3 separate regions of the Mus musculus genome follow, and all the other regions are linked to region 3. Evidence: chromatin loops called from intact Hi-C (ENCODE). Cell type or tissue: gastrocnemius. All regions are shown on one strand.

Region 1 (2,500 bases), 69 kb after region 3:
CCCCTTCTTATTTTTTTATGACTCAAGCCCTTATAAACTAGCAAATAGAAGTCACAGCTACCACTTGAATATAAGCACTTGAATACCTCCTCTCACTAGAATACAACATAGCTTAATAGTAAAAATCTTGCCTTAGTAAAGTACTTGCATGTCATGTCTACATGAACCAAATGAATGTATTAATTAATAATAGACATAATGATCACATCGGAAAGGCTGTGAGAAATAATGGAGAACATTTGAAAGCTCAAGATGGAAGGGAAAGGCACTTGTCAAAAATCTTGACAACCTGAATTTGACCTTTGGCAGGGCTGAAAACTAAACCCAGGGTCTTACTCCCAGTAGGCATGAACCCCCACACTGAGCGGCACCACAGCCCTAAGGTTTTAAATGGCAGAAACAACTGAGCGCTTTTCTAATTCCTGGTCCCCAAGTCATCACTGATGGCAAAATTCACAGCACTTCATCTTGTCTGCCAAGCTGGCAAGCGAAATGGTGTCTGATTTCTTTTTTGTTTTTTTAAAGATTTATTCATTATTATATCTAAGTACACTGTAGCTGTCTTCAGATGCACCAGAAAAGGGCGTCAGATCTCATTACGGATGGTTGTGAGCCACCATGTGGTTGCTGGGATTTGAACTCAGAAACTTCAGAAGAGCAGTCGGTGCTCTTAACCACTGAGCCACCTCTCCAGCCCCAGTGTCTGATTTCTAATGTTTGTGTTGAACGTATACATTCTTTGTCTGCTGTTAATTCTATAGTAATCTCCTGTGAAAGATTTTATAACGCCCAGGCCTGGATTCAACCACAATCCAACAGGATCGGAATCCTGGGGTGGTGCTCAGAGATCTTTTTGTGCGTGCATTTTAGTTTTTTAAAGTAATTAGCAGGCAGCCTGCAGGACACATCTTTGCCAAAATGTCAAATGCTGTGACTTATAAATTAAATATTTAAGAATGCAGCATACCCAGAGAAATCATTAGATGTTCAAAGATTTAATTCGTGTGCAACATTAAATGCCATGACTTGTTTAAACAAGCACACCTAAATATTCTTTCTTCTGCTAGAATCTGAAGCCTGTGATGCAGGAAGCAAGAATGGAGAGAATATTCTAGAATAAGAACTTTCTGGGCGATTGTGAGCCCTTTAATAAAAGGCATGAATACTTATCTGTTTGAAAGAGAAATCAATTTGGGGTGGGGGCGGGGGTTGTCCTTTCTTTGCTGAGTTCTAGCCCAACAAGCCATCTGACTTGAAGACTAAGACGAGCCTGCCACCTGGGCAAGCACAGGGACAATGATCCCAGGGCAGAGGCCAGCTCTGCTGTTTTGAGAAGTGTCTAGGCAAAAGCTTTCTTTCTTTTTTTTTTTTTTTCAGACCAAAAGGGGCCTCTTTAATGTCACACACCATTAGTGCCACCAGGTGGCGAGGTTCCCTTAATTTCTTCAGTATCAAGTCTTTTAAAAGTGTATGAGTATAAACATCTTCAAATTCTCGGGTTTAAAAACAAAATCAAAAATGAAAAAAGGTCGCTTACCTTTAGACCATAGGCAACTGGAGCTAAAGACAAGAGATAAGCTGGTGTACCCCGATGGAGCAGCAGGCTTTAACTGAATCTGTGAGGAACAGGGTGGGGCTTCACATGGTAAAACTGAATCTGAGGTGTGTTCTTTTGCCTGTTTGGGTTGTTGCTGTTGTTACTGCTTTGTTTTGTTTTTTTGTTTTTAAGTGAAACAGAATTTAAGTCTTTTGGAAGACTTTTGTAAATTCTCTTGGTCCCAAGGGAGGGCTCTGTGACGTCTGGAGTCTCAACAGTTTGGTCTTTGCCCTGTCTCCTGTTATTATAGACTGTGGCCTTTGCCACTCCATCACTGCCTACTGTTTTTCTTGGAGACAGGGTCTCTCCCATTACGGGCAGCCAGCAGTGCCCTGAGAGTCTCTTGACATGTGGCCATGAAGGCTTTTTACAAGGATGCTGGGGATTTGAACCCGGGTTCTCATGCTTGAGCCATAACTGCTCTTACCCTAGAACTGTCTCCCCAGTCCAATCACTGCTACTATTTTTTTTTCTTGGCAAATCAATTCAGTTCTTTAGTTTTCTTTCAAGTATTGTTTTACCTATTTATCATATTTATCACTTTCATTATCAATGTTAGAAATTTTGTTTAGCCAGCCTTTTTACTTATTCTTGAAATAAAGGGTTAAATAGATATTTTTTCAGTTGTGAGACATGAAAATCTTAGAAAGAATTTTTCTTTTCTTTTTCCTTTCATTTTAATAGCAGTGAATCTAGAAAGAGAATTATTTTTCATGGTGATTATTTCAAATGTATTGATACCATTTTGTGGGCTGGGAAATGTTAAACTTTGTAAACTCTGAAACGCACAAAGTGTTGCTTTGAATTTCACCTTAATAAAAATAACATCAAGTATATGCAGTGCACTTTCCTCTCCCCCTCCCCCTCCAGCTCTGCAAGGTACAGTCATCTTTTGTCTACTAA
Region 2 (2,500 bases), 76 kb after region 3:
CATCCCGGCATCCCGCTGCTTCTCCTTAACCTGCTTGGGCAGGCAGAGAGGCCCCGTGCACGCAGGCCACAGCAGCTTAGGATAAGTGCTGAGTTGGTGTCATTCCAGCCTAGCCAGCAGAAGGCCCAATCCAGCCTGCACTTATGCACAGAAAGCCCAGAGTAGCATAACTCTTTCTTTGCATCGGGGCTCCTTGCCAACGTCGAGGCGAGGCAGGCATCCTTTGTCTCCCTGTGCCCGTTGTGCCCCCCGTTGGGTTTTGATGACAGAATTATGACAGCTGCTCCTCATCGCTTTACTCCACCGGGAAAGCTCTTTGTACATCATCTTGTGAAGGAGGCAAACTTCCCCAGCAGTTGGAATTCAGAATTATAGTCTTACCCATCCCTAATGGTTCATTGGCAAGGAGAGTGGCATTGGGATGGGCTTAGATGAACCAAGATGACCCTTCCGTGGGCAGAAGATGGTGCTAAGCGTTTCCAAAGTGCTGCCCCGGTTGCATTTCTGATGCGGTGACAAAGTATATTGATGAGATTATCTACTTTAGCTCAGAAATCCGGGTAGCACCGTAGTAGAACGTCAGTGTGGAATGAACTTAAAAATCATGATTCACAGTCAAGCACAGAGAGATGAACGGATGCATGCTTGGGACTTAACTGAGACTCTCTTCCCAGAAGATTCTAGATCACCTCAGTCGGGTGTGCACTCTCTTCATAAACTCAGGGCTCTGGGTGTTGGAAAGATGAGAAAATGGAGTCCTAGCACAACAGTGCTCCACAAATCAGTGTGGAAGCCAAAGAGATGATCCCCAAAGTGTGGCGACCCTTCTGGTCATCTGCCTTGTAGAAGATAATCAAATTAAGGACAACTGTTCCGTTTTTTTTCTTCTTCTGATTTTCTACAGCAGCTTCAAGTCCTGATACATTTTCAAGGAAAGATTAAATAGGGTTGTGACGCTTCTTAAAAGAGATAGAAAACACTACCGGGAAGAGACAGTGGTTCTGAATTGGATGTGTAGCTCAAAGCAATTTGGGGGAAAATATAATTAATTAAAGCAAGCTGATGTGCTCGGCTTCAGTTCACAGAAGCATCATCTCCGCCTGGTAGGGCAATTCATCATTAGTCACAGGAAATCCAGAGAGAGGATGACTCCGCGCTGATTGGTTAGGCGCTCCATCCCTCAGCTCCACCTCTCTCAGAGTTGGCGCCACCTTCTGGTTGGTGACTGAACTGACTCCAGTTACCACAAACACTTCAAGGTGCTCTCTCCAAAGGGGTGCATCATTAGCTCCTTGGAGCATAAGGTCCTTCCTGACAGGTCCCTCATTGCTGTTTATATCTTATTTCTCAGGCCAGAGCTTGATGGATGAGTCACAATCCATCATTGAGTCCATCTTTGCAAAGACATGTGATTTAGCAAACACCTTCAACGAGAGAGTTTTGGCTGAGGCTTGTCAGTCTGAGTGAGACCATTTCCTTGTCTCTGAATGCAACTCATTAAAATCAGATGCCAGCAACGTAATCCTCCATCGTGTTAAAACTGCTTCATCCAAGTGTATAGTGTGGGTTCATTGTGCTCCGTCTCCTGCCTCTCCCCCTTCGCATAGTCCTCTTGTTCACACACACACACACACACACACACACACACACACACACACACACCCCTACCTCTTTCTCTCTCTCTCACCTCTTTTTCTCTCACACACCTCTCTTTCTCTCTCACACACACACCTCTTTCTCACACACCTCTCTCTCTCTCACACACACACACACAAGCACACACCTACCTCTTTCTCTCACCTCTTTTTCTCTCACACCTCTCACACACCTCTTTCTCACACCTCTCTCTCTCACACACACACACAAGCACACACCTACCTCTTTCTCTCTCTCACCTCTTTCTCTCACACCTCTCTCTCTCTCACACACACACGCCTCTCTCACACACTTCTCTATCTCTCTCTCTCACACACAAACACCTCTCTCTCACACACACATTCCTTTCTCTCTCACCTCTCTGTCTCACACACACACATCTTTTTCTCTCACGCACATACACCTCTCCCTCTCTCTTTCCCTCACTCTCACCCCTCTCAGAGTTATTTGAAGTACTTCTTTTATTTACCTTTAATTGCCTTCTAACATCAGGTCTTTTGCTTTTGTTATTATTGGAGTCAGCTACATTTACCATCATCGCACGATTAGATGCTGTCTCCCTGTTTCTCTGGAGCATTTCCAGACTGAAGAAGCCTAGTCTACACAGGATCGGAAGTCACTCTTCTTTCCCCAGCAGACTCCTGCTGCTCACCTATTGCCCCAGCAGTAGGGGCAATAGGGCAGAGTTGGGTGCAATCCATGAGACTTGCTCACACTGCCTTCATGGTGCTGTGAAAGAGACCAGTGTGTATGGAGTAGTTACATCACAAAATGTTTTCTTTCTTTTTTTCTTTAAAGGCACAGTTAATTTACCAGCACTCCGTGACTTCTATGGTTATGAATA
Region 3 (2,500 bases):
CAGGGAGAGACACTGGGCCTGGCTTGAGCATTTGAATCCTCAAATCCCACTCCTGGTGACACGCTTCTTCCAACAAGGCCTAACCACTCTAACAATGCCAGATCTCCTATTCTCTGCCACTCCCTAATGACCAATATATGAGCCTATGGGGCCATTCCTATTCAAACCACTACAACCTATGACCTTCCCAGCTTTGGGGATTTGGGCGGGTTTACAGAGCCTGGCCAAAATTCTGTCCTGTGACTAGTTTCAACTAGAAACTGATTAGTTACGTTCATAACAGTCACAGCTCAGGGCCCAAACCCTGCCTCGTGGCATGTGGGATCTATGTCCATTGGTAAGGCTCATTTCCCGTTAGCCTACATGGTGTCTCTCAGCATTTTTGGAAGCTAGTCAGCAGGGAGGAAGTGTTCAGGGCAATCCAGCTTAGCTTTTCTATTCCCTGCCACTTTGAAGTGCCCTGTGTCTTACCATCTGAAAGCTAATCTGTTTGGTTTTGCTTCTGATTTCTTTCCCCTTCTCTATGAATTAAAAAAAAAATGGATTTTTTTCCGTGCAAGGGAAGACTTTGAGTTTTTTTTCTTTTTACATTAATATAGGCTTTAGCTCACTTAATTAGTTGAGTACAGTAATATACTGAAAGCTGGGACTACAGCCAAGTGAATGTGTTCCTGTGACAGGACCTGACCCCAACAATACACTTAGCACCCTCACCAAAAGAATACACTACCTTATTATTTTGGACTCAATTCAAAATTTATCTATGATATACTCCACCCAGTTTCCTGAAAATTATAAGCAAACTAATTTTCTGCCGGCTACAATGAATCTCAGGGCTGGAGAGATGGTGCTCAGGGGTTGGGAGTATTTGCTACTCCTCTGGCCCCGTCAGGCACACGTACACACATATACAAGGCACACACACACACACACACTCTCTCTCTCTCTCTCTATATATATATATATAGAAAGAGACAGTGTATATATATAGAGAGTGTGTGTGTGTATATATATATACATATATACATATATACATATACACACACATATATACATATATATACAGATATATGTGTGTATATATATGTGTGTGTGTGCATATATATATGTATACATATATATATGATTGGAAAAAAGCCACATTAATCTCTCAGGAACAGTTTCCAAGGGCTTAAATCCGCAGTGCTGACCTCAAGTCCTGCAGAATTCGTAACACCTCATCCCATGGAGAAGAGGGTGATTTCCACCTGGGAGAACAGCAGGCTGGCAAAGGTACTCAGTGTTTAAGAGTACAGGTATGCAAAGCCACATGTGGTGACTCAGGACAACCAGGAGTTCAAGGTCATCCTTAGTGACAGAGTGGTTTTGACAACTGTTTGGACTGCATGAGACTCCTACTCACCCCTGCCTGCCCCTTCAAAGAATGTTCATTATACACAAACTTTACCTTGACAGCCAGCTGCTACAGTTACTATAGACACTGGTTTTCTCAGGACAACACTGTTTCTTTCTCCGGCATAGTCTTTATGGATGTAGCTGGGAGGAAGCAAAGCCCAGGAAGAAGCAGTAGGGGGCACTGAAGTTCAGTCAAGGGCACTTGGCAAGTCTGTCCTGCCTTGTAAATTTACAACAACCTGTTGTGCAACCCCAGAATTGACAGCTCTCAGAGGAGACTTCCTGGGGTGAGCACTGGAATTTCCAGAACCGTAAAGGGAAACAAAGAATCAAATCCTTTGCTTTCATTGTTCACAGAGCAAGACTGGCTGGCGCCTGGTTCTGTCAAACTGTTAGGTGTGATCATGGAGACATCTGGCCCGCCTGTTTCCTTTTGAAAAAGGGGAATCCTTAACCCCAAAGCCTGAACTCAAATAGTACTGTCTCCACCAATCTCTGTCTCTAGGTTTGCTTCATCAGGCTTGCTCCATCGGAGGCTTGGGTAATTAGGATGGCCTCCAGTAGCAGGATTAAGGCTCTACCCTGCAACGTAAGTGACTTGAACCTTATGTTTCCTTTCCTTCAGCATTTCAAGTTCACCTCTTCAGAATTTTTCTTCAGAGGAGAAACACCCACAGCTGTTGCTGCTCAACCCGAAGGTTAACCTGCCTTCTGTAGTGGGAAGTTTCAGGGCAGAGAACCCTGTTCCTCCCCCAGGGGCAGGATGCAGCTGGACTGAGACAGAGGGTGACCCCTTTCCTCTTCCCACCTCAGCCGTTGGAGACTCAAATGGTCTGCTATTTCAATGCTCTACCGACCTTGATAGAGCCTTTCTTTTACATGAAAGACCTCCAACCGTCTCGGACAAAGAAAATTTGCATTCAGAAAATAATCTAGTGAATGTAACTTTTGTTGTTGAAAATATTTAATCCTAACCCGAGGTTTTTACTCTGCCTTTGATCATTCGGTTTCTGGAAAAAAGACACACAACTTTTATTATTTACAATAAGCCTTAATCAGCACTAGAGCTGGGCAGATATCTACCCACTATGCTATTAAAATCTAT

What was found. Hi-C counts contacts between places; a loop is a spot of excess contacts. Peaks named below come from ENCODE experiments on the same cell type or tissue, not always from the same donor. Only the 100,000 strongest peaks of a DNase experiment are listed, where the experiment ranks them.
Region 1: a loop joins it to region 3, with 4 times the contacts of the local background. A loop is called at or near these places in 15 of 42 quality-filtered maps.
Region 2: it touches region 3 in a loop (8-fold over the local background); 14 of 42 quality-filtered maps call a loop at or near these places.

Annotation. Positions count from the first base shown.
Region 1 is chr3:27,337,235-27,339,734 of GRCm38, forward strand. It overlaps Tnfsf10 (tumor necrosis factor (ligand) superfamily, member 10), which reads left to right. Exons shown (of 5, transcript NM_009425.2): 5 at 1-2,431. Among named protein-coding and RNA genes, the nearest start is that of Tnfsf10, 21 kb to the left of the region's middle. In gastrocnemius, a CTCF peak has its summit at 1,417; a DNase peak (open chromatin) is centred at 1,393.
Region 2 is chr3:27,344,537-27,347,036 of GRCm38, forward strand. No RefSeq gene overlaps it. Among named protein-coding and RNA genes, the nearest start is that of Ghsr, 26 kb to the right of the region's middle. In gastrocnemius, a CTCF peak has its summit at 1,215 (motif pointing left); DNase peaks (open chromatin) are centred at 109 and 1,181.
Region 3 is chr3:27,268,649-27,271,148 of GRCm38, forward strand. The region is part of intron 1 of Gm42192 (a long non-coding RNA gene); the gene reads left to right. Among named protein-coding and RNA genes, the nearest start is that of Gm42192, 9.6 kb to the left of the region's middle. In gastrocnemius, a CTCF peak has its summit at 1,564 (motif pointing right); no DNase peak of the experiment used is centred here; H3K4me3 peaks cover 520 bases; H3K27ac peaks cover 1,823 bases.